Linked DNA regions of Homo sapiens: region 2 is linked to region 1. Evidence: read pairs that join two places in POLR2A ChIA-PET (ENCODE). Cell type or tissue: MCF 10A. All regions are shown on one strand. Each heading gives the region's core, and the rest is flanking DNA. Links, peaks and the distances in the headings are about the cores only.

Evidence for each region. Peaks named below come from ENCODE experiments on the same cell type or tissue, not always from the same donor. Only the 100,000 strongest peaks of a DNase experiment are listed, where the experiment ranks them.
Region 2: POLR2A ChIA-PET joins it to region 1 with 5 read pairs; 1 of 35 experiments calls an interaction of 5 or more read pairs at or near these places.

The regions. Positions count from the first base shown.
Region 1 is chrX:43,344,139-43,360,098 of GRCh38, reverse strand. No RefSeq gene overlaps it. Among named protein-coding and RNA genes, the nearest start is that of PINCR, 180 kb to the right of the region's middle. In MCF 10A, for the core only: a CTCF peak has its summit at 10,530 (motif pointing left); a DNase peak (open chromatin) is centred at 10,478.
Region 2 is chrX:43,546,457-43,562,416 of GRCh38, reverse strand. No RefSeq gene overlaps it. Among named protein-coding and RNA genes, the nearest start is that of MAOA, 100 kb to the left of the region's middle. In MCF 10A, for the core only: no CTCF peak of the experiment used is centred there; a DNase peak (open chromatin) is centred at 9,976.

The sequences.
Region 1 (15,960 bases), core at 8,948-11,447:
GGAATTTGTCTGATATTTTTCACATGACTAGACTAGGGTTGTGGGGTTTTGAGAGGAAGGCCAAAGGGTAAAGTGCTATTTTTATCACATCATAGCCAAGAGTACATACTATCAACATACATATATAGTATGTATATATGCTATCAACATCACTGTTGAGGTTGAACTGGATCACCTGGCTGAGGTAGTGTTTGCCAGTTTTCTCCACTGTAAAACTACTTATTTGTTTTCCTCCTTTTCATACCATAGTACTGGGAAGAAAGTTACTATGCAGCCCACACTTACTCAATGGGGAGTTATGCTCTGTTTTCTTGAGAGCAGAGTATCTGCATAAATTATTTGGAATTCTTCTTCATGGGAGATTTATCTATTCACTCATATTTATTCATTTATTTATGTCAGTATTTACTCATTAATATTTATTATATATTTTGAGTCATAATCTAATACTATTTTATATATTTTGTTGCTTAAATTATTCCAGATTTTGCTACTGGGAGTTCTTTCAGTTGACTCCTATGTCCCTTTGACATAATCCATCAATGTGAAGGGTATGTTTGGTTTTTTTAAAGTTATTTCATTACTTTCTAGCACATAAAATGATCCAGCTCATTTTATATAATTTCCTGCCTCAGTCCTAGAATCATCAATTACTTCAAGGATCTCTGGTTCCTTTTACTGGAGAATGTTTATAGAAAGCCAAATCTGGGTACCCTGTGTGCTCATTGCTATTGAGGGTAGTTTTGCTTCAGGACCCTAATATTGACAGAGCAAGGAAATTTATGTTTATATACTAACCTGTGAGTATATACAAATCTTAAATATTTTTATAAGTAGCAATTTATATTTATATTAAGCTAAATGTGAGTTCATATTGGTGTCTCTAACTCTAATCCATTACCATATGGATCATTCTGGACTCCTTCCCTTGCATATGTGTAACCTACCACTTCAAAAGTGAGAAACATGGCTCCCACCATTTACCATATACACATAAGTCCAGTATACATATTGCTATGGTTTGAATGTATATGTTCCCCCCAAATCCATATGTTGCAACCTAAGACCCAAGGTGCTAGTATTAAAAGGTGGAGCCTTTAGGAGGTGATTAGGCCATGAGGACTCCACCCTCATGGATGGAATCAGCACCCTTATAAAAGGGCTTGAGGCTGTGAGTTTGGTCCCTTTTGCCCTTCTACCTTCTGCCACATAAGCATGCAGTAAGGTCTTCACCAGAAACCATATCTGTGAACAGCTTTATCTTGAACTTCCCAGCCCCCAAAACTGTGAGAAAATAAACCTCTGTTCTGTATAAATTACTATACCCATTCTCAGGTATTTTGTTACAGCAGCACAAATGGACTAAGATAGAAAATGGTACTGAGAAGAGGAAATGTTGCTAGAATACCTAAAAGTGTTGCTAGAACAAATACTTAAAAATATGCAAGTGGCTTTGGAACTGGGTAATGGGTAGAGGCTGGAAGAATTTTGAAGTTCATGCTAAAAAAAAAAGCCTAGATTACCATGAATGGAACATTAACCGCAATTCTGGTGAAGACTCAGAAGTAGAGAACTGTACAGACAGCCTAAATCTTAGAGCTATCTAAGTGGTCATGAACAGCATGTTGGTGGGAACATGGATGGTAAAGGCTAAGCTGATGAGGTTTTAGATGAAAATGAGGAACAAGATATTGGAAACTGAAATACCATCCTTGTTACAAAGCGGCAATGATCTTGGCTGAATTTTCTTTATACCCTAATGCTTTGTGAAAGGCAGAACTTGTGAACAATGAACTAGACTATTTGGTGGAAGAAACATCTAAGCAAAGAGTCCAGAGTGTTGCATGGCTTCTCTTGATTGCTTATAGTAAAATGCAAGAATAAAGAAATGATTTAAAGATAGAATTTATAATTGAAAGGAAACTAGGTAAATATTTAGAAAATTTCCAACCTGGCCAAATTATGAAGAATAAAAAAGCACGTTTAGAAGAGAATATCAAGGATGTGACTAATTGACCATTTGATATGGAGATTAGTATGGATTGAAGGAAGCCAGATGCTATTCATCAGGACAGTGGAAGAATGACCCCAAAGGCATTTCTGAGATTTTTGTGGCTTCCCCACTTACAGAATGCCAGAGCCTCTAGAGCAGAACAGTTCCAAAAGAGGGGTTCAGGGCCCCCATGGAAACTTGAGAGACTTGTTGCCCTGGGCTGCCTCAAGTCTCTGCTTCTCACATTCTGATGCAGCACTCTTTGGTCACCTCAGCTGTGGCTCAAGTGGGCCCAGGTGCAGCTCAGACCATCACTCCAAAAGGTGCAGACTATAAACCTTGATGGCATCCAAACAGTGCTAATTCTGCAAGTGCACAGAGTACATGGGCTGTGGAGGTATGGCTACCTCCACCTAGATTTCAAAGGATGCTTCTGGGAACCTTGAAGCCCAGGCAGTGGATTGCTATAGGGGCAGGGCTGCCACAGAGAGCTGCCATTAGAACAATGCTTTGTGGAGCTAAGAGGTCAGAACCACAGCTTAGAGTCCCAACTAGGGCAATGCTTACTTAGCAGATCCATAGAGGTGGGGCTGCCCGTGAGACTGCAGACATCTAGAGCCATCAGTGTGCTGAAGTTTCAGCCTAGGAGAGCTACAGTTACCTGCTCCAAACTATGAGAACTGTGGCATGGGCTGTATCCAGCAAAGCCCCCCATGGAAGCTTGGAGACTGAACCCCCACTCCAGTGTTTCCAGAATGTGGGCAAGGAGTCAAGATTATTCTTAAGCTGCAAAATGTAATGTTATTTGCTCTGTTGGGTTTAGATCTTACTTAGAATCTGTTATTCCTGTGTTCTTGCCTATTTCTCCCTTTTGGATTGGAAATGTCTTCCCTATGCCTGTCTGATTATTGTATTTTGCAAACACATAGCTTGTTTGATTTCACAGGTTCACAGCTGGAGATTAGTTTGCCTCAGAATGAATCATATCTTGAATCTCACCGATATCTAATTTAGATGAGACTTACACTTTAAAGTTGGTGCTGGAATGAATTAAGATTCTTGGGGCTATTGTGATGGAATGAATGTATTTTGAATGTATGTTAGGAGGATGTGAATTTTGGGGGGCCAGGGATGAAATGTTATGGTTTGAATGTATGTGTCCCCTCAAAATGCACATGTTGAAACCTAAGACTCATGTGATAGTATTACGAGGTGGGGCTTTTAGGAGGTAATTGAGCCATGAGGACTCCACCTTCATGGATGGGATTAACACCCTTATAAAAGGTCTTGAGGTCATGAATTCAGCCTCTTTTGCCATTCTGCCTTTCTGCCATGTAAGGATGCAATAAGAAGGCCTTCACCAGACACCAAACTTGTCAGCACCTTAATCTTTGATTTTCCAGCCTCCAGAACTGTCAGAAAATAAATCTCTGTTCTTTATAAATTTTTCAGTCTCAGGTATTTTGTTATAGCAGCACAAATAAATTAAGACAGAAATATGGCAGTATAGAAACTATTAGCTCATATCCCCATGTGTAACAACTTTATTAACTAGAGCACAGTGCTTGTGTATTTTTTTTCCTTTTGTCTTACAGAATCCACTCATTCCCAAAGTGTCTTAGGTTAGCACTTTTTCATCCCACTCAGTTCAGTGAGGTTCTTTTATATATTTGCGATATAGTTAGATTCTGTATTTTATTCTGGGATTCCCTGGCCTCCTACATAATTTTATTAAATAATTTGTGTATGCTACTCTTTGTGCTTTAAAGTTCTAAGTTTCTTGACAAATGCATAATGTCATACAGCCACTATTACAGTATCATACAAAATAGTTTCACTGCCCTGAAAATCCTCTATGCTCCACCTATTCATATCTCCCTCTGCCCTACCCCATGAAACCACTAATATTTTTACTGCCTCCATAGTTTTTATTTTTCCAGGGTGTCATATAATTTAAATTATGCAGTATTCTGATGGTTAATTTTATGTGTCAACTGGGCTGAGCTAATGGATGTCCAAATAGCTGGTAAAATATTTCTAGATGTGTCTATGTCTAGTAGAGCTTAACATTTCAATTGGTAGACTGAGCAAAGAAGATTGCCATCACCAATGTGGGTAGGCATCATCTAATCTATTAAGAACCCAAATAGAACAAAAGGCAAAGGAAGAGCGAATTTGTTGTCTCTTCTTGAACTGGAACATCCATTGCCTATTTTCTCCCTCCCTGGGAAATTGGAACTCCTGATTCTCAGTTCTTCAAAGTCCAAGACTTAAACCAGTGCTACTCCCCACAACCCCAACTCAGACTGTGAGTTACATCATTGGCTCCCTAAATTCTCAGCCCTTCTAACTGAAACTGAATTACCTCACTGGGTTTTCTGGTTCTCCAGCTTGCAGATGTCAGTTCATGGGAATTCTTGGCCTCCTTAACCACATGAACTAATTTGCTAATTCCCATAATAATATCTCTCTCTCTCTCTCCCTCTCCCTCTCTCTCTCTCCCTCTCCCTCTCTCTCTCTCTCTTCCTCCCTCCCACCCCGCCAGTTGGTTCTGTTTCTCTGAAGAATACTGGCTAATACAAATTTTGGTACTGACAGTGATTTTAGAGGAAGATAATTTTAAAGATGAGTTTTCTGAATTGATTCTGGGGTTTCTGGAATTGACTCTCTAATCTGACTAGATTTAAAGATGCTCATGAGTCTTTTTCCAGTAGTAAAAAGATCACTGATAGTTCATGGCATGACTTGTTTATAAAGATACACAAAATATCTGCATTAGATACTCCTAGTTAACCACTTATATAAAGCAAGGTGTTAAATGACTCTGTGTATGATAGTCTTGAACATATTTGGAAAAATAAGGAATATAATGGCATTGGTTGGTTGCTCCTAATGTTGTTAGACAAAGTGGTGAAATAAAAGAATGAGCTCAGGGATTAAAATTCCCACCTCAAGCACTACATAAATTACTTAAGAGCTTTTAGGTATGCCCCAAGGGAGAACCTGATCTCCTGTAGCTGCAGGGCTGAAATTGCTGGAAATAAAATGCAGGACTTCATCCTGAGATTGGCTGAATTACAATGCAAATTTAACTCCCAGCCTCGCAGGATATCTACTGTTAAAGTGAGGGCATTGAATGGTAAAGAATGGGATCCTGTAAGTTGGAATGAAGATGTCTGAGAAGACCCTGATAAAGCTGGGGACTTTGAGCCCCTATATTCTGATAAGGCTTCTTTGCCAGTAGAAGAGCTTTCTCCACATCCAGTGGAAGCAGCCTCCCAATCCCCAGTGGAATTGTCCTCCCAGTTCACAGTAGTGTCACCCTTTTCATTTCTGTCTGAGTAGATTAAGCCTGCATTGCCTTAGGAAATTTTAATGGCCTCCACTGAGGCAGTTCCCATGCAAGACAATTCAGATTCTCCTCATGACTTACCTCCACCACCCCTCTTTGTGTTTAGACCTATAACTAGATTCAAGTTACAGAAGACTTTTAAAGTCAAAGTGTGACCCATGAGGAGATGCACTATATTCCAAAATAACTTCTTGATTTCTCTAATTTATACAAGTAGAAATCCAGGGAATATGTGTGGGAAAGGATATTCAGGATATGGGATAATGCTGGAAGGAACATAATGTTAGATCAGGCTGAATTTATTGATATGGGCTCCATAATCAGGAATTCTGCATTTAATGTTACAGATTGGGGAGTTAGAAAGGACTTTAATTATTTGGTTAGTTGGCTAAAATATGAACCAAAAGATGGCCCACCACAAGTGAATTAGAAATGCCCAATCTTGGCCAGGTGTGGTGGCTCACATCTGTAATCTCAGCACTTTGGGAGGCCAAGGCAGGCGGATCACCTGAGGTCGGGAGTTCGAGACCAGCCTGACCAACATGGAGAAACCCTGTCTCTATTAAAAATACACACAAAAAATTAGCAGGGCATCGTGGTGTATGCCTATAATCCCAGCTACTCGGCAGATTGAGGCAGGAGACATAGCTTGAACCCAGGAGGTGGAGGTTGTGATGAGCTGAGGTCACGCCATTGCGCTCCAGCCTGGGCAACAAGAGCGAAACTCTGTCTCAAAAACACACACACACACACACACACACACACACACACACACACACAAAAGCCCAATCTTTCTTGGTTTAATGCAGAGAAAGGAATACAAAGGCTGGGGATACTGGACTGTTAAAGTGGATTTTTTATTTGAGACTTATATCAGAAGAGTCCAGGCAGCATACTTTTCACTAATACATTGATGACTAAATTTGTAAGAGGAGCTCCAGCAATCTTGAAGAGCTCCATGATCACTCTTCTGTGTAGGCCAGAACTTACAGTGGGAACCATAGTCACTCAATTAGAAAACCTAAATGAAATAGGAGTAATTGGATCCCAGACTGGCAAAGCCAAGAGGCAGAACTCAATCACCAAAGGCAAGTTGAGGTTAGTCACTATAATGAACAGCAATATTAAGTTAGTTGAATATACAAGTCTAAAATTCAGTGAATAAATTGAGGTTGAAGACAGGCTTTTAGAAGTTGTAAGTATATATATGATATTTGTATTAGTCAGTGTTCTCCAGATAAACAGAACTAATAGGATACACACACACACACACACACACACACACACACACACACACACACATATGTTTTGTTATAAGGAATTGTCTCACATACAATTATGAAGGTTGAGAATTCCCATGATCTGCCATCTGCAAGCTGGAGACCCAGGAAAGTTAGTGGTATAATTCAGACCAAGTATAAAGGCCTGAGAACCAGGGGAGCCAATGATGTAAATCCCAGTCTGAAGGTAGGAAAAGATGAGATGAGATGTACCAGCTGAAGCAGTAAGGCAAAAGGGCAGGGGCAATTTGTTTCTTTCTCCACCTTTACTCTATTCTGACCTTCAGTGGACTGGGTGATGCCTACACACATTAGGGAGAACCATCTACTTAGTTCACCAACTCAAATGTTAATCTTATTTAGAAACATTCTCATAGACATATCTAGAAATAATGTTTAACCTGATGTCTGGGCATCCGCAATCTGCTCAAGTTGATGTATAAAAGTAGAAGTATCACAATATCTAAAGCAATGGGACAAATCAGATTACCTAAGGAATGAGAGCAGATGGAGGAAAATAATGACAAGAAAATAGAGCTCTGGTACACTTCAATGTTTGGAGGTTTGATAAATGAGGAAGAGCCAAAGGATAGAAAAGGAGGAAGCAGTGAGGTTAAAAGAAAATTTAAGAATAGTGTTCTGAAGGCTAAATGAACAAAGGTGTTTCAAGGAGGAAGGAGTCATCAATATTGTAAATGCCACTGATGAGTTAAACAGATGAGGACTAATAATTGACTATTAGATTTGGCAACATGGAGATCATTTGTGACTTTGCCAAGAGTGGTTTCAGTGGATGAATATGTACTATATATTTAATCAGAAAAGAAAGCAATACTTTAGTGTCACCTTATGGAACCTATTTTAGTGTAGTGTGCTGACAAAAGCACAGGGTTAATAATTAAATAACTTGCTTCCAATCGGGCTATGGCAGCAATGGGACAAATAGAAGGAAAATCATTTCATCTTCTATGGTCTCGGTTTCTGTATTTATAAAATTAGGAGGTACATATGGTTTTAACATGATGGAGCAAAGTAATTTCCACACTCTTCTTTTGAAAACCATCTCTGAACACAAGGATGAAACAAAAGAGAAACACAAATTTCACCTTCAATAAAACTAGAAGAACTTTTTAACCTCAAACCACAATACAGATGGAAAAAGGATGGAGAAATGGTAAATAATTTAGCAAACTAGTGACATATAGCCAGTTCACCTTGAATTGCTCTGAACAGGCTAGAAAATGGAGGCACTAGACAGCACCGCCAGTAGGAGTCAGGCAGGGGAATATCAGCAAGAATGGTGAGATTTTTTATGTCATCACTCCTGTCCTTCCCCACTCCCACAAAGCACAGGTGATATATTTTCTGGGTTACTTGAACCAAGGAGATTCTGGAATTGGCTATCCCAGAATCTGGAATTTGCTAACACATAAGGGAGAACAGGAGTGAAATGCCAGAGCATAAAAGGGCACTGAGTGAGAGTCTGTATAGTAAAGGTAAAACTCCAATCCCCTACTTTTACTCAACACCACAACAAAGGCAGGCAGCCTCAGATACCACAGGCAGGTGATTGGAAGATTATTTGCTGATAAGACTAAACTTCTCTAGAAAGAAGATCCATAAATACTGACATTTTGGGGTTTTCAGTGAAAAATCTGTCTGGCCATTTGATTATTTAATTGTGAAGTCCATTCATGAACAAGGCCCACTTATGGTCAAAGAGCTTCCAATCAACTCATTGTTACTTCAGTTTTAAATACGAATGGCCCGCCAATGATTATCAGATGGTTGGGGATAGCCATCAACATGAAAAAGAGACAAAAACAGAGAGGAAATGCAGAGAGCAGAGGAATTAAATTTTTATCGTCAGAGATTAAGAATGAGTTATCAGAAATTATAAATATGATTAAAAATAGGAAATTTAATTTAAAAACTGGAACTTTCAGTCATGGAAATTTCCTAGCAATTGGAACCAAAAGGCAAAAAGATTTACAATTAGGAGGCTCCCCCCACACCACCCAGCCAAGATGAGTGACTAGGGGCATCAGATGCCAGTTTTCCTCAGAAAGAAGATCAAAGTTAATGGTGAATGGACATGTTCTGAATGGAAAACTGAGGGAAGAGAGTCTGTCAAAGTGACCATGGAAAGAAGCTAGAATCCAGAAAAGGAAAGCAGCAAGAGTCTGCCAGAGGTGGACCCTCAAGGAACTCTGAGTCCCATGGAAAGAGTAGGTGCATGTTCTTATCTGCTGCCCTCGTCCCTGTGACAATCTGCTGACTGTCAAATAGTTGGGGAGCCCCTCTGCCCTCGTGACCCAGGGCAATACTAGTGGTAGCAACTTCCCATGGACAGAGAACTAGGTGACCACCTCATGCAGGTGTGCCCACACTCCTCTCAGACCCGAACTGAGATGGTGGGCAGCATACTGGTTGTGCATCTGTCATGGGTCACTGTTTTGCCCGATGAATTCTCTGCTCTTAAGTCACCACACCACCAGATTCCCTGCAAATGTACCCCACAATGCACTCTGACTTTGGCAAGTACAGGGGACTAGCAGATCCCCAGGGAGCTGCAGGGCCTCTGGAGATCTAACCCTCTATTCAGGTTGCCCCTAAGGTAGAAGGAGGGTAGCCTGCTAAAGGCCCCCTTGGGCCAAAGAAATGTGGGTATGTATTTGAAATGCTTGTCCCCTGGTGCCGTAAAGAAATAGCACTTGAACATAAATTTAATTCCCTCAGCAAGGCCATTTTTATACTTTCTGCAGAAAGGGTACACTCGACAGCAGTTTTGCCATGAGGGTACACCGAACAAAGGAGACAGGGTCATTTATAACCTGACGCGTCCACCCTACTGCTGTGTCTGGTTTCCATTGGCTGGAACAGGACCTCACATTCTGTATTTGTCCTGATTGGCTACCAACTTAGAACTTTTTAAAAGAAGCAAAGGCAGAGGAGAACGAAGGAAGGAAGAAGTAACTTGTGGAATGCTAAGAAAGGTAAAAACGCCTTCAAATAAGGAAGAGGAACAGGCTATGACCTAATGGTTGCTTGAACCAGTATAAGCATGCCAGGGCAAATATTTAGGCTAAATTGTGGGAGCTAAGAACATAAAGTACATTGATTTCTTTATTACGGCTAGCAGATATTGAATGTTAGCACAGGTCTTTGAATACGTTTTGCTTCTAAGAGAAGTTACTATTTATTTTTAATTAAATGGGGAGGAAAGTCTTTGAAGAGGAACCTCTACTTTACTTTTTACAGTGTGGCAACAATTGCTGAAGGGGACAACACCGACAGCCAGGAACAGACGTGAAGAGGGGGTCATTTCCCACCCCCGTCCACTGTTGCAGATGCAGAAATGGTTCTTCCTACTGGGACCTGGCAGGTATGCACTCAGAGAAAGCATTTGTTGTGCTTTTTGTGGCAGCTCCACCTCTGCTGAAAGTGAGCCTGACCACTTAAGCTTGAATGAAGGGTGGGGCCCAACTCCCCACCCCCACCCCACACACAGAGCAGTAGTGTCTCAGCAATGGAAGACAGACAAGATGCAGAGTTACCTTCCCTAGATCCAGGGAAGAGGCTCTGCCCTGAGCCCATTTTGGTGGTAGCAGTCAGAGAGGTATATCCATGGTCCATAGATGCATTGTAGCTGGGAACCAAAGGACAAAGTGTATATGAACTGAAGGTCATGGGTCCTGTGCCAGGCATGATAGGGAATAAGATTGCATTCCTGGTGGCTCAGGATGAGAAGCTGGTTCACCCCCATTTTCCCTGAAACCTCAGTATACTTTAGTCTTCTTGCCACCTCCCCATCAGGGTGAGTGCTTCCACTCCTCGCCAGCCTACCTAAAGTGGGGCAAGCTCTTACTCTTAAGTGCCACCTACTGGACTGCAGTCTGAACTGCACCACCAAATAGAAAACCTGCTGCCAGAAAGGCTTAGTGTTAGTCCATAAGATAAGCTTCCTGAGACCTATGGACCCTCATCCCACAGGAGATAGTATGTTGGCTCATACATCCAGTACATCACTGTAACAAGCAGCATCTGAGAAAGCCATCACACAGAAGCTACCCACAACCAAGGAACCCATACAGAGCCTTGGCCCCTTGCAAGCACCCAGAAACAAAGCCAAATGATCACACATAACATATGTCACAGTAATACCCTCAAGGAAAAAAAGAATAAAAAATAAAAAAAGTCTCCTTCAAACAATAGCAATTTCAAATATAAGATGCAACAGCTCCCTCAGATGAGAAGGAATCAGTGAAACACCTCTGGCAGTACAAAAAGCCAGAGTGTCTTGACACCTCCAAAAAATCACACTAGGTCTCTAGCAAAGGATTCTAAAAAATGGAAAAGTCTGAAATAACAGACAAAGAATTCAAAATACGGATTGCAAGGAAACTCAACGAGATCCAAGAGTATGTTGAAATACAATGCAAAGAAACCAGACAAATTATTAAGGGTGTGAAAGATGAGACAGCTAGATTTAGAAAAAAACAAATAGAAATTCTGGAATTCAAACATTCTCTAAGGGAATTTCAAAACATAAGTTGGAAGCTTTAATAATAGACTAGACTGAGCAGAAGAAAGAATGTCAGAGCTTGAAGACTGGTTGTTTGAATTAACACAGTCAGACAAAAATAAATAAAAAATAATTTTAAAAAATGAACAAAGTATTTAAGAAATGTGGAATTATGTAAAGCAACCAAACCTATGACTGATTGGCATTCCTGAGAGAGAAAAAGTAAAAGTAAGCAACTTGGAAAACATGTTTGAGGGAAATTTCAGGAAAAATTCAGGAAAATTTCCCTGATCTTGTTAGAGAAGTTGATATCTAGATACAAAAAATTCAGAGAAAACCTGTGAGATACTATACAAGACAACCATTCCCATGACATTTAGTTAACACAGCATCCAAGATCAAGGCAAAAGGAAAAATGTTAAAGGCTACTAGAGAAAAGGGCAAAACTATCTATAAATAAAATCCTATCAGACTAACATCAGACTTCTCTGGAGAAACCACACAAGCTAGAAGACATTGGGGGCCGATTTTTAGCCTTCTTAAAGAAAAAAAAAATACCAGCCAAGAATTTCATATCCTGACAAACTAAGCTTCATATGTGAAGAAGAAATGAAGTGTTTCCCAGACAAGAAAACACTAAGGGAATTTATCACCACCAGAATAGCCCTACAATAAATGCTCAAAGGAGTTTTAAACGTGGAAATGAAAGAATGGTACTTGCTACCATAAAAACACACATAAATACAAAGTTTACAGAACTCATATAGCAATTACATAATTGAGACTACAAAGCAACTACCTAAAAACAGTATGACAGGAGCAAAACCTCATATATCAATATTAACCTTGAACATAAATGGCCTAAACGCATCATTTTAAAGATATAGACTGGCAAATTGTATCAAAAACAGGATCCAACCTTCTGCTGCCTTCAAGACCCATCTCACATGTAATGACTCCCACAGGCTCAAAGTAAAGAGATGGAGAAAGATCTATCATGCAAATGGAAAACAAAAAAGAGCAGGGGTCACTATTGTATCAGAAAAAACAGACTTTAAACCACAAGAGTTAAAAAAAAAAAAAAGACAAAAAAGGTCATTATATAAAGATAAAGGGTGCAACAAGAAGATTTAACTATACAAAATACATGTACACCCAACATGAAGCATCTAGATTTATATAACAAATACTACTACACCTAATAAAAGAGATAGTCATACAATAATATTGGGGGAATTCAACACTCCACTGACAGCACTAGACAAATCAAGGCAAAAAACTAACGAAGAAAATTGGGACTTAAGTTGGACTCTTGACCAAATGGACCTAATATACATCTAGAGAATACCTAACAATCACAGAGTATACATTTTTCTCACCTGTGCATGAAATATTCTTGAAAATTGGCCACATGCTTGCTCATAAAGCAAGTCTCAATAAATTTGAAAAATCAAAATCATATCAAGCATCTTCTTGGACCACAGTGGAATAAAATTAGAAATCAATACCAAGAGGAACTCTCAAAACCACATAAGTACATGGAAACTAAACAATTAGTTCCTGAATAAAATGGGTAAAAAATAAAGTTAAGCTGGGAATTTAAAAAATGGAAATAAATGAAAATAGAGACACAACCTACCAAAACCTCTGGAATATAGCAAAAGTAATGTTAAAAGGAAAGGTTACAGTGCTAAATGCCTACATCAAAAATACAGAAAGATCTCAAATTAACTTAATGTCACACTAAAGTAGAAATACAGGAGCAAACAATCTCAAAGCTAACACAAGTAAAGAAGTAATAAAAATCAGAGCAGAACTAAGTGAAATTCAGAACAAAATCACATACAAAGGACCAATAAAAGGAGAAGTGAGTTCTTTCAAAGGATAAACAAGATCGATAGACCACTAGCTAGATTAATCAAGGAAAAAAAGAGAAAAGATTCAAATAAGCAAAATCAGAAATGACAAAGTTGACATTACAACTGATACCAGAGAATTACAAAATGATCCTCAGAGACTACTATAAATATCTCTGTGCACACACTCTAGAAAACCTAGAGGAAATGGATAAATTCCTGGAAAGCATTTGATAAAAATCTAACATCCCTTTATGATAAAAACCCTCAATAAACTATGCATCAAAGGAACATATCTCAAAATAATAAGAGCCATATATGACAAACCCACAGCCAACATTCATGCCAAATGGATAAAAGTTAACAACATTCTTCCTAAGAACTGGAACAAGATGAGGACGTCCACTCTTACCACTCCTATTCAACATAATACTAGAAGTTCTAGCAAGAGCAATCAGGCAAGAGAAAAAAATAAAAGGCATCTAAATTACAAAAGAAGAAGTCAAATTATCTGTGTTCACTGACAATATAATCCTATGCCTACAAAACCCTAAAGATTCATCTGAATGACTCCTGGACCTGATAAATGACTTCAGTAAAATTTCAGGATACAAAATGAAGATACAAAAATCAGTAGCATTTTTATACACCAATAACATTCAAGCTGATAATCGAATAAAGAACTAAATCTGATTTACAATAATCACACACAAAATAACCCCTAGGAATACATTTAACAAAGGAGTTGAAAGATCCCTACCAGGAGGACTACAAAACAGTGATGAAAGAAACAATAGATGATACAAACAAATGGAAAAACATTCAATGCCCACAGATTGAAAGAATTAATATTGATAAAATGACCATACTTCCTAAAGCAATCTACAGATTCAACACAATTCCTATCAAATTACCAACATTATTTTTCACAGAACTAGAAGTAAAAATTCTAAAATTCATATGGAACAAAAAAGAACCTGAATAGCCAAAGCAGTCCTAAGCAAAAGGAACCAAGCCAAAGCCATCATGTTACCCCACTTCAAGCTATAATACAAGGATATAGTAACCAAAACAGCATGCTGCTAATACAAAAATAAACACATAGATCAATGGCATAGAATAGAGAAACTAGAAATAAATCCACACACTTATAACCAACTAATGCTTGACGAAGTCAAGAAAAATAAACAGTGGGGAAAGAACATCTTATTCAATAAATGGTGTTGGGAAAGCTGGCTAACTATATGCAGAAGAATGAAACTGGACCCCGACACAAAAACTAACTTAAGATGGATTAAAGAATTAAATGTAAGACCTTAAGTGATAAAAATATAAGGAAAAAAACTAAGAAAAACAATTCTGGATATTGGCCTGAAGAATTTATGACTAAGACCTTGAAAGCAAATGCAACAAAATAAAACTTGACAATTGGGACTTAATTAAATTAAAGAGCTTCTGCACAGCCAAAGAAACTATCGCCAGAGTAAACAGACAACCTTCAGAATGGGAGAAAATATTTGCAATCTATGCATCTGACAAAGGACTAACACCCAGATCTGTAAGTAACTTAAACAAATCAACAAGAGAAAACAAGTAGCCCCATTAAAAAGTAGGCCAAGGACACAGACACTTCTCAAAAGAAGTCAGACAAGCAGCCAACAAATAATGAAAACATGTTCAGCATCACTAATCATTAGAGAAATGAAAATTAAAACCACAATGAGATATCATCTCACACCAGTCAGAATGGCTATTATTAGTAAGTCACAAAATAAGACATGTGAGTGAAGATGTGGACAGAAAGGAATGCTTATACAATGTTGGTGGGAATATAAATTAGTTCAACCTCTATGAACAACAGTAGGGATATTTCTCAAAGAATTAAAAACAGACTGGGTGCGGTGGCTCACGCCTATAATTGCAGCACTTTGGGAGGCTGAGGCAGGTGGATCACTTGAGGTCAGGAGTTTGAGACAAGCCTAGCCAACATAATGAATTCTTGTCTCTACTAAAAATTAAAAAAATTAGCTCGGCATGGTGGCAGGTGCCTGTAGTCCCAGCTACTCGGGAGGCTGAGGCAGGAGAATCACTTGAACCCAGGAGTCAAGATCACACCACTGCACTCCAGCCTGGGCAACAGAGTGAAACTCTGTCTCAGAAAAAAAAAAAAAAGAATTAAAAATAGAACTACCATTTGACTCAGCAATTCCACAACTGAGCAGCTACCAAAAGGAAAAGAAATAGTCATATCTAAATGAAACCTGCACTTGTATGTTCATCACAGCACTATTCACTATAGCAAAATCATGGGATCAAACAAAGTGTCCATCAATGGTGTATTGGATAAAGTAAATGTTGTATATACGTACCACAGAATACTATGCAGCCATAACAATAATAAAATCATGTTCTTTGCAGCAACATGGATGCAGCTGGAGGCCATTATTCTAAGTGAAGTAACTCAGAAACAGAAAATCAAATAGTGCACATTCTCACTTATAAATGGGAGGTAAAGAAAGGGTACATATGCACATAAAGATGGAAAACAACAGACATTAGGGACTCCAAAAGTCGGGAGAGAGGGAAAGGGCAAGGGTTATAAAATTACTTATTGGGTGCTATGTTTACTATTTGGGTAATGGGTTTACTGGAAGCCCAAACCCCAGAATTATGCAATATAACCATGTAACAAACCTGCACATGTACCCACTGAATCTGTTTTTTTTAAGACTTAAGAGAAAAACAACAACAAGAAGTACAATAGGCAAATAAGAGTTTCACAAAGTGATAATTTCTTTGCCAGAGTAATTTTCTGTGTGATATAAAATATAATTCAAGAACATTTCCTAAAATGGGCAGACTTTAGTCATCAACTGCAAGAGCTCCACAAGAGTTTAGCATCATGGATTTTTAAAAAGTCAGTTTCAGTGCATTTTCTTTGGAACCCCAGAATA
Region 2 (15,960 bases), core at 8,867-11,366, 200 kb before region 1:
CAATGAATAATAGGAATTGAGTAAACCAACCTTGTCAGACCTATGGATTCATTCTATGTTAGCCAGAGTGCTAGTTTTTAATCCTCAATTAGTATAACCACTATGAAACCTGCTGCCTGGTATTTAAAAACTATTTTTTTCTCTCAGTGAAGAAATCAGTGCATTTCTTCAAAGGCATGCTTTCCTTTGCCTAGGAAGTTAATCGACTAAATGTCTTAGTCCATTTTGTGTTACTAGAACAGAATACCTGAGACTGGACAATTTATAAACAAAATAAATTTGGCTCATGGTTCTGGAGGCTGGGAAGTCCAAGATTCAGGGTCCGCCTGTGGTGAAATCCTTCATGTTGCATCATCCCATGGTGGAAGGCATCACATGGTGAGAGAAGGTGAGAGTGCACAAGGTACAGCGAGAAAAAGAGGGCCAAACTCTTGGGCTAACTAGTCCACCCCTGTGATAATGGCATTAATCTATTCATGAGGAAAAAGTCCTCATGACCTAATCACCTCTTAAAGGTCTTACCTCTTTTTTTTGAGATGGAGTTTCACTCTTGTTGCCCATGCTGGAGTGCAATGGTGCAATCTTGGCTCACCGCAACCTCTGCCTCTCGGGTTCAAGAGATTCTCCTGCCTCAGCCTCCTGAGTAGCTGGGATTACAGGCATGCACCACTATGCCTGGCTAATTTTGTATTTTTTTAGTAGAAACGGGATTTCTCCATGTTGGTCAGCCTGGTCCTGAACTCCCGACCTCAGGTGATCCGCCTGCCTCAGCCTCCCAAAGTCCTAGGATTACAGGTGTGATCCACCGCACCCAGCCAAAGGTCTTACCTCTTAAAGGTCCTATCTTTTAATACTGTTGCAATGACAGTTAAATTTCAACATGAGTTTTAGAGGAAACATTCAAACCATAGCACCCAATTTTGTAATTTTTAAACCTCTGGTGGTTTTATTTTATTCCTTGACATCCCTAATATTTGAATATCCAGGTCTATTGATGTTTTACCTTCTAAATATTTATCATATGCATTCCAAGTACCGTGAATCTGGTTCAACATGGACACATAGAGGGGAACTACACACACTGGGGCCTATTGGAGGATGGAAGGTGGGAGGAGGAAGAGTATCAGGAAAAATAACTAATGGATACTAGGCTTAATACCTGGCTGATGAAATAATGTGTACAACAAACCCCATGACACATATTTACCTATGTAACAAACCTGCACATTGTGCATATGTACCCCTGAACTTAAAACTTAAAAAAAAAAAATCTGGTTCAAATTGCCATGTCTTTAGGTTGTGGTAAATTTTTCCTAACTGGTTTCCATGTTGCTAACTTTATGCCTTAACTACTGTCTTAAATCTCTATGTTGGGTAGAAATTATATTCAAGATTCTAAACCACTTAACTAATCGGTGCCCTTTAAGAACTGCCTTTATTCCTCAGACATAAGTTTAAGATGCTAGGTGCCAGATCAAGAGAACCTCGTGTCTCATATTAACTCCTTGTCACCTTTAACTGAACTGCCACGTCTAGTCTTATAACTTATTTTCTGGTGGTACTGAATTACTCATAGTCCTCTGTGAAAACATGCCACAGCCTTCATGTAAACCACTCCTTGCTATTCCTTGTTTTATATGAGCTTAGTTGTAGAGGATGAATATAATTTAGCCAGGTGTTGTGTCAGGCAGGATCCCAACAGGAAACAGATGGCATACACGAATTAGGATCATTTAAGGAGGGTTTATTTACAAAGGGTTTAATTAAAGCATAGGTGGGGTGAAGAGGACTACAAGAGAGTGCAGGAACCCAAGACTAGAAGCAGCTACTACTACCACTAGGCTAGAAGAGATGAGGGGAAGGAAAGGTTGCTGGAAACTAGAATGAGAGAGAATCCTGTAGAGCAGGCCCATTGAGAGGAACAGATCTTCCGCAACAGGGCCAGGCCAAGGCAACATCACAGGAGGGAGTCCTGGGAATAAAAGCCTGAGCACATTTACCTATTTCCTTGTCATCTTGCCAACATTTTCACAGGTGCCTTTATCTTCTGGCTTCCAATCTATACAGATCAGCATCTCTGGACAGGGAGAGGTAAGGAAAAGGGTAGAAAAAGTAGATCTGGAGGGGAAAGGAAAATACCCAACGTGGGCTCATTCCAAAAACCTTGGGCCTTGATCTTTTGTTTTTCCTCATGTAAGCGCATATATTTAATCTCTCTTACTAGACTATGTCTCAAGGAAAGAGATTGCTTTACCCAGCTTTGGGTCCACAGAGCCCCAAACATAGGAAGTTTCATTGAGTTTAACTGGCCAGGTTCACCTATATCTTTTCCTATCCTTCCCTTGCCTTTGGAAGCACCCTTTCTTGAATTATTGCCTCTTGATTACCTTGTGCTTGGTGTGTCTCTCTTGGCCCCAGGCATGGTGTTACTACACTAGGCTTCATCTTGAATTGAGGTGGGGACCCTGGCAATCAAAGCCAACTTCTGCCAGATGCCCAGGAGAGTGAAGAGAAGAAAGCAGAAGGTCTTTTCCACGAGGTGGTCTTTTGCTGCCACCTTCTGGCATCCTTTCACTACACCCCAGATTCTCAGGAAATTGAATCAAGTCACACCTCCCCAGGGGAGGTGGGCCCAGGGGGAGTGAAAGAAGCAGACCTTACTCAAAGACAAGAAGGCTCAGCTGGCCCTGGTCTCCTGTTGGTTAGAGGGCAGCAAAAGCTAGCATTTCAAGAAGCAATAAAATACAATTTTTCTAGTCTTTAGATGCCGAAACCTAAACTTTGGTTTCATCCTCTTACTACAGCTCTAATTCAAAAAAAAAAAAAAAAAAAAAGAAATGCCAGCGACAGCCACCTCTTTGCCTCTCCACCAACTTCTGTACAACTGCCAGCACAGATATGGAGATATCCTACTTCTCTGCCATGCTTGGAGTGGTTGCCCAAAGGGCAGGAACTGACTTATAGGTTTTTAATTTTTTTATGTGTGGTTATATATATATATATAAACATAAAGCCATTGTAACTATTTTTAAGTGTGTAATTCAGTAGCATTAAGTACATTCACATTGTTGTGCAACCATTGCCACCATCCATCTCTAGAACTTCCTTATCATCCTAAACAGAAAATCTCTACCCATTAAACAATAACTCCTCATTCTTCCTACCCCCAGCTCCAGTAAACTCTATTCTACTTTCTGTCTTTATGAATTTGCCTATTCTAGGTACTATATAGAAGTGGGATTATACAATATTTGTCCTTTTATGACTGGCTTATTTCACTTAGTATAATGTCCTCAAGATTCATCAATGTTGTAGCATGTATCAGAATTTCATTCCTTTTTATAGCTGAGTAATATTCCATTGTATGTATATAAATGTGCAGAAAATATTGAAGGATACAATAAATAGCAAAAAATAAATGGTATAAAAATGTTAGAGAGATTAAGAAATTTTAATAACTGAAATTGCAGTTATAGTTAAACTTCCTTTATTCCCCTTCCCAATCCTATTCTCCCTCCTCCCTCCCTAAAGGTAATCACTACCCTGAAGTTGATGGGTTTCTTCCCATTTTATATTTTTATATTATATGTTTAGTTTTCCAAAACAATATATAGTATTCTCTTGTGTTTTTATATTCAATAAATAGCATACTCTATGTGACATTCTGAAGTTTCCATGTCTCACTGTTGTTTTCAAGATTTATCCATGTTGATGCATGTGGTTCTAGTGCATTTCATTTTACTGTTTTATCCTTTTAAGTATGTGCATGTGACATATTAGCCATCATCCTATTGCTGAACATTTAGGATGTTTCCAGGTTTTTTTTTTTTTTGCTGTTACAAATAATGCTGCCATGTATTATTTGTATCCTTACCACATTTCTTTGAGCACAGGCTTTTCCTGGGGTCTGGAATACATACCCTGAACTAGAATTGCTGAGCTACAGGCCATGCACATCATCACTTTTACCAGATTCTGCTAAATGTCTATTGGTACAGCAAAATAGCACTTCAAATTTGGACAGCAGTGTTTGAAAGTCCCAATTTTTCCATACTCATCTCCAATTAGTATTATCAGTCTTTTTACTATTTCTCAGTCTGTTGGATAAAAATGGTATAATGGTATCTAATTGCTTCAGTTTTCATTTCTTTGGTTTTTAGGGGAGATAAGCATCTTTAGTATGTTTATTAGTCATTTGGAGTTTCTTATCTATAAAAATTCTAAGACTCATTTATATTTTAGAGTTTGAAGGAGTTCTAAAACCTATCCGCCCAATGAAAACTTATTATGGGTGTTTACCTATTTCCTTTATGAAGGCTTATTTATGGGTGTTTACCTATTTCCTTTTAGTGAGAGAACTTCAATTTCATGTTTCAGGGCTTGCTGCCACCAGATGTCAGCACTGTACCATAATCTCAGAGCCCAGCTTTGCCGGAAACGTGTTTTCCGTGATTCAAGATGGTGGGTCTTAATCATGTTTGGTAATACAATTGGATTTCTGCACATTTGTGCAAATAACTTGTAAAAATTCAAATATACTTAAGTAAATTATATTCTTTAGAACAAAGTTTTAAAGCAAGTTGAGCCCTGAGTCTAAATATCTGCATACATATTAGATTTCTGATTTCTACTGTGTCAATCTTAAAATTAGATGGTAACAAAATGTTAAAGCCAACATCTTTCGAATGATTATGTGCAGAGAACTGAGCTAAGCGCTTTTGACATATAGCCACGTGATTCTTACTGCAGTTATGTAAGGCAGGCGTCCTCACCTCATCTATCAAAAAGGGATAACTGAGACATAGAGAGGTTAAGTCAGTTGCTCACTAGCACACAGCTAGTTAAATGTCACATCTAAGGTCTTTCAACACAGGCAGGTTGCTTTCAAAGTCTGTATTCCCTGCTATTATGCTACTCTGGCTCTCAACATATGGAATTCTGCAATCAGCCTGTGTCCAAATCCCCTAGGGAGTTTGTGCTTAGGGATAAGAATAAACTTGAGCTAACAAGGGGGAATCCTTTCTAAAACTGTCTCCTGGTGGTGGAGGCGCATCTGCTTATTTCTGAGGTCAGCTGTATCTTCTAGTAAGAAGGCTTTTTTTCTTTTTTTAATCTTCCTTCTTTCAAAATCAGTTTCTAAAATAATAACCCAATTTTTTTTTTCACTCTGCCTCTTGGCAAACTTTCTCTGAATTTTACAGCATCCAACAAAAAATACCTGTGTGCTAATGCTGTATGTGTCAGGGTATTTTCCAGCGTATTTGCCACCTTCCCGTTAGTACCTATGCTCACAATATACCTTCACTTGGAAAGAAGACATTGCCTTGTCTCTCTGCTTCTTATCTTTTGTGCTCACAACAGATTAGCACCAGGCGGATAACAGATATAAGAGGGTGTGGTCTAAATACTAGAGAGAAGTAGAGACACCTGACCCCTGCCTTCAAGCTTCGGAGTGCTCACTCCTCACTTTTCACCCCCATTGTCCAGTCACTGTGTTTCACTAAACATGGGGCAATATGATCTCTGCATGGGTAGCAAGAGTCTGTCTGTGAGCTTCTTGCCTCTGCTCAGTGGAGCTAGGGGTCACCAGGTTTCCCCTTCGATGAAAGATCAAGAAGTCTCTTGGGAAATAACTCCTCCAAACAAAGTGGATTGTCTCAACTGTCCTTCCTAATAACAATGCCCATGTTAATCGGGGTTGGGATGATTTTGAGTATTAACATGTCCTACTGCTCAGCCAGTTCTCCAATCTAATCCCCACTGACTGACGCTGAAGTCCTGGGGTGAGAAAACTACAGGAAAAAACTGGCAGAATAGCTGCATTGAAATGCTTTTACTCAGGATCTAAAACAGTGCAGCTTTGTTTTGGAGTAGCATTTAAAATGCCAAGATGAGGAAAGAGGAATTGTCTCTGCTTCTGAGGAAAACATAGCCCAGATATGGTAGAACAAAGGCTCTAAATAACCCAGTGAGTTGCCCTGTTATGTTATCTCACCCGTGGCAGTGCCAAGGCTCTCACCTATGATGACAGAGTTGTTATAAACTGAAGGACATTGCCTCTTGAGGGCATGGGTGGCCTGACATCTCAGCTACAGGGAAACACAGCAGAAAAAAGAAATGGCTAATGCCATGGAGTGGCAAAAAGAAATATTTCTGTGGGCTCAGGCAAGGTGTCCCTTGGAGACTCCTAGAAATAGTGCCTCTGTCCTTTCCTCTCCCTCCACCCCAACCCGAAGATCTTACTTTAGCAGGCATGGGAAAAAGATTCAGAGAAATATTACTGATGATTGTGATTTGTACAAGTCCATATTCAAATGAAATCCCCAGGAATCAAGACAGATCATACAAAAACAAATTAGAGTAATTTTCCCTTAGGAGTTCTTGTTGGGGTGTTCAAAACATAGCTTTACAAATCAACATTTTCTGATCACATTAGATTCAGGGAAAAAAAATAATGCCCCCCCAAGTACAATGCCCCAAGCTGCTCTTGTCCTTCTTCTTCTTCTTCTTTTTTTTTTTTTTTTTGAGACAAGGTCTCACTCTGTCACTCAAGCTGCAGTGCAGTGTCACAATCATGGCTCACTGCAGCCCTGATCTCCCAGGCTCAGGTGATCCTCCCACCTCAGCCTCCTGAACAGCTATGACTACAGGCACATGCCACCACACCCGGATAATTTTTGGTATTTAATATTTTTTGTAGAGACAGGATTTTGCCATGTTGTCCAGACTGGTCTCGAACTCCTGGGCTCAAACAATCCACCTGCCTTGGCCTCCCAAAGTGCTAGGATTACAGGCATGAGCCACTCCACCCAGCCCTCTTGTCTTCTTAGATTCATATTAGCAGAGAGTTTAGCCCCTCTCTCTCTAGGTTTTCTTCTTTGTAACAAGCACAAGAATAGTGGTTTAGCCAATCCTACAATCCTAAGGGTCCACCTTGCTGCACCCTGAGGAGGAGAAAAGCAAAGAAATTGCTTGGAACTCCAAAGGGTTCTACTTGTCTTGCCCTTGTGGGGGCCAAGGCCCTCACTGAAAAATCATGGACATGAGGCAGATTGATTAATAGGAGAAAAGGCATACAAATTTATTTAACATGTATACATGGGATCCTTCAGAAGGAAGATCCAACCCCCCAACAGAGTACAGAAGTTTATCTATTATCTCGAGGCAATAGAAAGAATGCAGGCTCAGAGCATGGCCCAAAACAGATATGTTGGTAAATCAGGTTTTCGTGGCAAGACAGGTCATGGGAGTGAGAAAGGAAGAGGTTTGGCTAGCAAAAGTAGTCTTGTTATATAGATGAAGCCTCATAGGTAGTAGCCCTCAGAGGGAATAAATTGTAAGTGTTTCTTTTCAGACTTTTAAAGTTATCAGACTTTTAGTAGACTTCTTCCAGATCCAGGAAAAGCCTAGAAAGGGAAGGCCTGGCTGCTTTAGTAGAGATTCTCTACAGATACAAATTTCTTCCATCTCAATCTTCTGGCTCTATGACAGCGATTTCAAAATTTGTCAAAGAAATATATTTTGGGGTAAAATATTTTGATTTCCTTTACCATGCAATTCAATTCTGTTTCTATTAAGTGACCTGTGATAGCTGAGGTGCTCTCTTTGATATGGTGCTAGAATCTCCTTTTACCCATATTACAGATTATCTCACATTTGCCTTGGTCTCCAAGTTACAGTTCTTCACTTACAAGGCTTTGTTAGTTAGTATCTCCACTCACAGGTACTTCTTTGGGGTTAAATCCCATGACCAGGAGAAGATTTTGTGTAGAATCTTCAGTTGGTCTTTTCGTAAACCCAGGACCATATTCTCTTTTGGCAATGTAAATACTGGTGCAGAAGCCAGCATCCTGATCAAGTCTCTTTCTATTCTCAGGAAAATTTTTTCATCAACGTATGGCTTTCTTTTCTAACATTAGGCCTCAGACAGAAATACTTCCAAACACCAAAATTGGTTTTAATAACTTTGACTCTCAAGAAATAGTTTGTGGCCTCATCTTCTTCTCTCATAGTAGGTTCCTGGAAAAATTTCTCACCACCTTCTCAGAAAGCTTAGAGAGTTTTACAGTTTGTAGAAATGGACAGAGGTGGGGATGCTGGGTGATTCTGCCCAATAGTTGAAAGAGCTGGAGCTCCAATGCTTCCTCCCGAAATGGTGAATTTCTACTTGCCTTGCTTCCAAACAACCAAAAGGGAGCATTGGATTTATTCCTTACAAAACAGGGAGACTTAATGTCTCTACTGCTATAAATAGAAAGGGTTCTTAGAGAAATGATGACTTATAAGTTATCAGGGAAAAAAACCAATACAAACCTTTGGGCTTATTGAGTACCCCACAAATTGTTATTTATAGAACATAAAGGAGGCTTTGGGAGTTAACCAATTTGTTCACTGTTGTAATTGTTGGTGTTGCTTGTTTTAGGCTCTCTGCTTTCCAAGCATGTGGTAGGATTGAACTTTCTTCTCCTCTGTGGTTGGGTGGGAATCATATGACCTAGTTTGGCCAATGAATTGTGAGCTCTTGTTAGTGTGAAACCTAATGGAGCTCTCCCTCTACCACACCTACTGGCAATGCTCTAAATGGTGGCTCCTCTCTTAGCTTGGGTCCTGAACTTGGGACAAAATAGAATAGAACCACAGTTAATCCACAAATAACATGTAACATAACCAAGAAATAAGCCTTCGCTTTTTGTATCATAGTCCCAAGAGACTAGATTATCCTAGTGGCTGTGGAGGCGTGCTTCTTGGATTTCCTTTCAATGAAGAACTTGCTGATCAGCTGCAAGGCAAGAAGGACAGCTAGCTGACAGCCTCCAGCTGCTTCACCTTTGGGATCCACTGCAGTGTTTGAGCGAAGACCATGTTTTTCTCAGGCAGCCCCCGACACAATGACTGAGACTGAGCATGGTGAGGATATACTAGGGCCTAGCCTCTCTGCCCAGTGTGGGCCTCTGCTATTGGACACCCTTTGTTTCTGTGCTGTCTATTGCGTTAACCACATTTGCATTGCATTCTGAGGTTCTGCCTGCCAGATTCTGTCCTCTTCCTTCTTTCCTTTCACGAGTCTGATTTTTTTTTCCTGCAACAAAAGCCACACTCAATCACGAGTCTGATTGGCATCATGATCTTTCTATGACTTTCTATGTCTACTCCTGCTTTCTCTCCAGTCATTTTTCACAGGCATTACTCCCCAATACACATCTTATACTGCTAACTTGTCCTTGATGTCTGCTTACCAGAGGACCTGAACTGATACCATTATACTATGGTAAAAGTCATCTACTTTGTGTACCTGGTAAATAGAGCATGTAGACTGCAGCATAGACAAGAAGGAGAAGAAACTATCAGAAATGAGTAGAGATGAAATAACATCCTTCTGGGAGTAATGGACGGTTACATTTAAACCATCAGTGATTGAAACTAGCAGAACAGTTGAGGGAGACTGTAAAACTTCGGTTGAATAGTTGCCTTGTCCGTGAATGTGTTGCCCCTTTTGTTTGAAGGGTGCTGCTCCAACTTTTCTTTCCAAGGTCAAACCCAACCTCTGACCCTTTTGTTATCAATGCATGCTCTGTCTATGGACTGTGATGTGCATTTGTCTACTACTTTCCACTAACTCTAAGAAGGAGAATCACGTTCATAATTAAAACAGAACATTAACTCATGAGGGAAAGGAGAAAAGCTCCTACCCTACAAGTTTTCTATTTAGAAAAACATACTGCAGATATATAGCATTTCCTAATAATGAGAAGAATCATTCATCTCCTCCACTCTCGAATGGTTATTATTTAGCTGGGAATGAAAACACAAAATAGGTCAAAAGGACATAATCTGCAGCTCCTGCACACAGCAATAAAAATAATATGCTTTGGGTTTTTATAATCATCTTAGGTAGCTACTGACTCATTAAGTATGATATGCCCTACAGGTTGTCCTTACTGACACTGAGCCAGAAGTTATAGCCCCATGCTTAAGTGTTTCACAATTACCTTCCTCAGGATGTTAATTATCAACTTGGATTTCTCTCCTGGATGACTCAGTAGGCTATAATAGCCCTGATGGTAAATACCTATGGCAGGGCTGCAAAGCAATCATCCACATAAAGAGGGACTGGGTCACTAAGATAGTAGAAATGGTCGCATAAATACTATTGCCTGACAGGTCTCAGGGAGGCACTCCCTCCAGCTAAGAGAAGCCGTTTGGCATATTCAGCACAATCTGCTTTACTGAACTAGAATTACAAAGGTCTACCACAGCTGCCTTATCTATAGGAAAATATGTCTTGCAAAAGAACTATTTTCCCTTGAATTCTGCTTCTCTTGCTCGTTCACTCACAGTTTAGTGTGCCAGTTGGGTCCTCCAGGAAACAGAAACTGAGATGGAATCAAAAATGCAAGCAGTTTATTGAGGGGTAAATGTCCGTGTGGAAAACAGAGAGGAGGCAGGATTGGGCAGGCACAGCTTCCAGACTATGATACTGATCCGACTCCTGAAGAAAGAAGGAAAAAAGCAGGACTAGGCAAAAGAGCTTCAGACTGCCATGCAAATATGACAAAATTTTGGCCAACCCAGTGGGGAGCCCCAGAGCAAAGACAGTTCATTAGAGAAGTCCCATGGTGCACAGGAAATGGCAGGGCTCCTGCCGAGCTCAGTCATCAGCTGGGGCTTCCCAGGAAGCATAGCCTTGGCTCAAAAGCTGGAAACTGTCAGCTAACTGCATTTTTTTACAGGGGAATGACAAGTACTTTCTTGGAGGGGGATACGAGTGGTACACCTCCCTGGCTGCTGCATGTCATGTCTTCTTTTTGTGAGTGCAAAGTGGATTCATTTTAGGGTTACCCTTGTGGAATACATAAATGCAAAAAATAACAACAGGTGTTAAATACGATCTTGCAGTCTTAAGGGTCAGGGTTTGAGATAAATGACACCAGGGAGAAGCTGAAGGCCTGGGCCTTTCTCCTTTTCCAGCCTAGTGTTTTGTGACCATCTGTAGTTCTATCACTACCAGTTAGACAACCTTTGGCAAATCTTTCCTAACTTCTCTGAGCCTTGATTTCCTGATGTATGATACAGGAATATCATTGAAAGATAATCGTGAGGGTTAAATGACAGGTTTTAAAAATTCTCTGTGCAAAGCATCTGCCATAAGTTTTTAGTGCATCTTCTTTTTAGGTGAAAGTTGACCTTTAAATTAAGCTCAATTAGCCTGATTAAGACCAGTTTGGGAGCTGGAGGTTCAAGAAGAGGAATGTCTGATTATTTGGGGATTATTAAAGTAAGATGTATTAATTAGTATTCACGTCTTGGGTTTCTTTCATTTGCAGCCCAAAATAAGATGAAGCAAAAGAGGGATTTATTGGCTTATGTAAACTGTCTGTAAGAGAGCCAGATATATTACTGGCTTCAGGAACCAGGAGTTGAAATGCTAGCTGACCCTTACTCTTCTCCTTCCTTCTCTGCTTCTCTCTTTGTTTCAGCTTTGTTCTCTCAGGCTATCTTTCTCCTTAAGGCAAAAATCAAGGCCCATATTTCTCTATTGGTGAAACTGGGAAAGTTACCACATTCATATTCATATATGTGAATCCTGGAGCAGCCAGTGAAATATATTTTCTTAATTCCAATTCAGAAAATCTTGTTATAGGCAATCCTCACGCAAACCAGATAGAATGGAGGAGGGTGGAGAAGTTTATCAAAAGAATGTTTTACCCAGAGCACTTTCTTCAAGATCATCACCCCAATCTAGAGATCTCTGCTATACTGTGTCATCAGCCCTCTTTCTTTTTCCATTTAATCTTTAGCAATGAGCTGTAGATTTCATGGTGGTGAGGGGACACATTTGTACTAGAAGATATTATGTGATCGATAATAGTCTTGTCTCTTTTTTTGAGACATAGTCTTGCTCTGTCGCCCAGGCTGGAGTGTAGTAGCACAATCTTGGCTCACTTCAACCTCTGCCTCCTGGTGCCTCAGCCTCCCTAGTAGCTGGGACTACAGACATGCGCCACCACGCCTGACTAATTTTTGTATTTTTAGTAGAGACAGGGTTTCACCATGTTGGCCAGGCTGATCTCGAACTCCTGACCTCAAGCGATCCACCCACTTCAGCCTCCCAAAGTGCTCAGATTACAGGTGTGAGCCACCATGCCCAGCCATCTTGTCTTATTAAGAAAAAAATTTTTCTTAATTTCTTACTGTATATTTTTTTCTCCCATAATTTTATTTCATTTTAATAGAAAGGCTGGAACTTAATTATCTGATGATATCTTAGGTAAGGTTACCCCAAAAGCCGACCCTGAGGCAAGGATTTGAGTAGCAGTACTTTGTTCAGGAGATTATATCAGTAGTTATGGATAAGGGACTGGAAAGGTAAGATGAACATGAAATGAGAGCAGATTACTTATCTGCGAGCACCTGGGCCTCACTTCTGTTGGAGGACTCTGGAAGATAGTTTTCTACATTCAGGGGGAAGAAGGTGAAAATGTTTGTCCGCCAAACTCTCTGAGTGATTGACTGAAATCTACTTCTGAGAATGCTGACTCTCTGATACTTCTAGCCTGCCCCAGCATGATGAATGAGAGGGTAGCAGCAGCCAGAGAAACCCCTCAGGCACAGAGTTACAAGTACCTTCAGTTGGTAGCTGTTGGATTGGCAGGTACTAGAATAGTAAATAATTGTCTATTGTTGCATAATAAATTACTTCCACATTTTGTGGGATAATAATGTTTCTAAGCCATTGTTTCTGTGTATCAGGAAATCAGCTTAACTGGGTGGTTCTGGATCAAGGTTTCCCATAAAGTTACATTCAAGATGTCAGCCAGGCTGCAGTCATCTGAAGGCTTGACGGGGGCTGGAGGATCCACTTCCAAGATGCATGGCTGTTGGCAGAAGGGCTCAGTTCTTTGCTGGCTGTTAGGAAGAGGCCCCATGTTCTTACCATGTGGGCCCCTCATTAGGGCTACTTGAGTATTCTCAAGATATAGCAACTGATTTCTTCAGAGTGAGCAACACAAGACAGAGCACAAGGAGAAAACCACAATGCCTTTTATAACCTAGTATTGACAGTCACACACCGTTACCTAGTCCTGCCATATTCTATTTTGGTAAGAAGGAAATCACTAATTCCAATGCACACACTCAAGGGGAACTTTATCATCACCTTTTGAAAGGAGGTATGTCAAAGAATTTGTGGACTTATTTGAGAACCACTACAGTGGATATGGGAAGATATAGGCTGGGCACCAATGGCATCTGCTAATGGTGGGTCTATATATCCTATGTTTTACCTGTCACCATCCTAGGTTCTTACATTTTCTCACAAAAGGCATAAAGGATGAGTGAATCTGTCTTCTTTCTTTCTTTCTTTCTTTCTTTCTTTCTTTCTTTCTTTCTTCTTCTTCTTCTTCTTCTTCTTCTTCTTCTTCTTCTTCTTCTTCTTCTTCTTCTTCTTCTTCTTCTTTCTTCTTCTTCTTCTTTCTTCTTCTTCTTCTTCTTTCTTCTTCTTCTTTCTTCTTCTTCTTCTTCTTTCTTCTTCTTCTTCCTCTTCTTCTTCTTCTTCTTTCTTCTTCTTCCCCTTCCCCTTCCCCTTCCCCTTCTCCTTCTCCTTCTTCTTCTTCTTCCTCTTCTTCTTCTTCTTCAGATGGAGTTTCACTCTTGTCTCCCAGGCTGGAGTGTGGTGGTGTGATCTTGGCTCACTGCAACTTCCGCCTCCCAGGTTCAAATGATTCTCCTGCCTCAGCTTCCTGAGCAGCTTCTGAGTAGCTGGGATTACAGGCACATACTACCACACCTGGCTAATTTTTGTATTTTTCGTAGAGATGGGGTTTCACCATATTGGCCAGGCTAGTCTAGAACTCATGACCTCAGTGATCCTCCTGCCTCCAAAGTGCTGGGATTACAGACATGAGCTACCATACCCCACCTCAACTGCTTCTTAAAATTTACTTTATCCCTTCCCAAACACATACACATTCTCTCCCTGACTCCTCCTCTTTACCCCCTGTCCCAACCGAAAGGTTATTTTTTTACCACTAGACAAATGGATCTCAAACAAATTACTTCTTCACATCAGAGTCTCTGTATTGCACTACCCTGGAGGCACCATCACATTTTAATCTAACAACTATGATGCTGAGCAGCTTGGTGGCATGCCAACCTCTATATTCCTTTGACTAAGAGCTCTGAGTTGTATATGTGGTCTGCCTAAGGATTAGTCCTTTAATTGAAAGAATGTTGGCAACTTTGGTCTCAGATTTTTTCTTTGCATATATAATTCCTTGTTGTCCCTAATATCACAAGTTTTCTACTTTAATACTATGTTTATTCCCTCTACCTTGTAGATCTCTATACCCCTTCTTTCTTCCTCTTAAATGTTGTATATTGTTTGGCATTTTCTGGAAATGAGTAATATAGGAGACAGAGTAAAACATGCTATATGACTATCTTTGACTCTGCCTTGCAGGGAACCCAAACTGAGACAAGGATTTGAATGTAGATGGTTTATTTGGGATATGATTTCATGAAGCAAGAGTGAAGAAATGGGGAAATGAGGCAGGGAGAGTGAAAACCTAATATATGGGTACTTAATTGAGGTAATTGCTATGATGAACAGGGTCTTGATTCCACCAGGGCTTCTGAAGAAGTATAAAGAATCTCATGGGTGGTCAGAGCTTTCATCTATTTATACATCACTCCCTACCCCCTTATTGTTTGAAAATCACCCCTGCAGACACTACCTTCCCACACTTTTGGGGTATGCTTATGTACAGGCAAACTACTAATATGAAAAAGCTTCAAAAAGTTCATGAGAAAATTTGTATTATGAAAAAATTATGGATGAATTTCAAAATATATAATTCATGTATTGAACCATATAAAATACATGTATTGTTAGTACTATAAGCTAGTACTAACTTTTGACAGGATCTAGTTTGAGACACTAAGAAGGATAAGATACCAGTTTGAAAAGAGCCCCTATTAGAGCAACATGAATTATGCTAAAATTGAAGCAAGAATAAACATCAAATTCATGGCAAAGCTTGGGTAGAAGAACGATGAAATCATTGTTGCTTTATGAAAAGTTTACAAGGACGATGTCCAAAGAAGTCAGCAGTTTAGAAATGGGTAACTCATTTTAAGAACAGACAGGATGGTGTTGAAGATGAAGCCCATGGTGGCAGACCATCCTCATCAATTTGCCAGGAAAAAAATCCATCCTGTTTGTGCTCTAATTGAAGAGGACTGATGATTAACAGCAGAAACAATAGCCAACACCGTAGACATCTCAACTGGTTCAGCTTACACTACTGTGATTGGAAAATTAAGGTTGAGCAAACTTTTCACTCGATGAGCACCAAAACCATTGTGCCTAGATCAAATGCAGACAAGACCAGAGCTTCCAATGGAAATTTTAAGTAAGTGGGATCAAGATCCTGAAATATTTCTTTGAAGAATTGTAACAGGAGATGAAACATGGCTTTACCACTATGATCCTGAAGACAAAACACAATCAAAGGAATGACTACCAAGAAGTGGAAGTGGTCCAGTCAAAGCAAAAGCAAACTGGTCAAGAGCAAAGGTCATGACAACAGTTTTTTTGAATGTTCAAGGAATTTTGCTTGTTGATATTCTGGGGGGCCAAATAACAATAGCATCTGCTTATTATGAGGGTGTTTTGAAAAGCTAGCCAAAGCTTTAGCAGAAAAATGCCCAGGAAAACTTCAACAGAGAGTTCTTCTCTACCATGACAATGCTCCTGTTCATTCCTTGCACCAAAACAAGTGCAATTTTGCAAGAGTTTCAACGAGAAATTATTAGGCATCTACCTTACAGTCCTGATTTGGCCCCTTCTGACTTCCTTTTGTTTCCTAATCTTAAAACATCTTTTGCATAGTGCAGTGGCTCATGCCTGCACTCTGGGAGGCCAAGATGGGTGGATCGCTTGAGCCCAGGTGTTCAAGACCA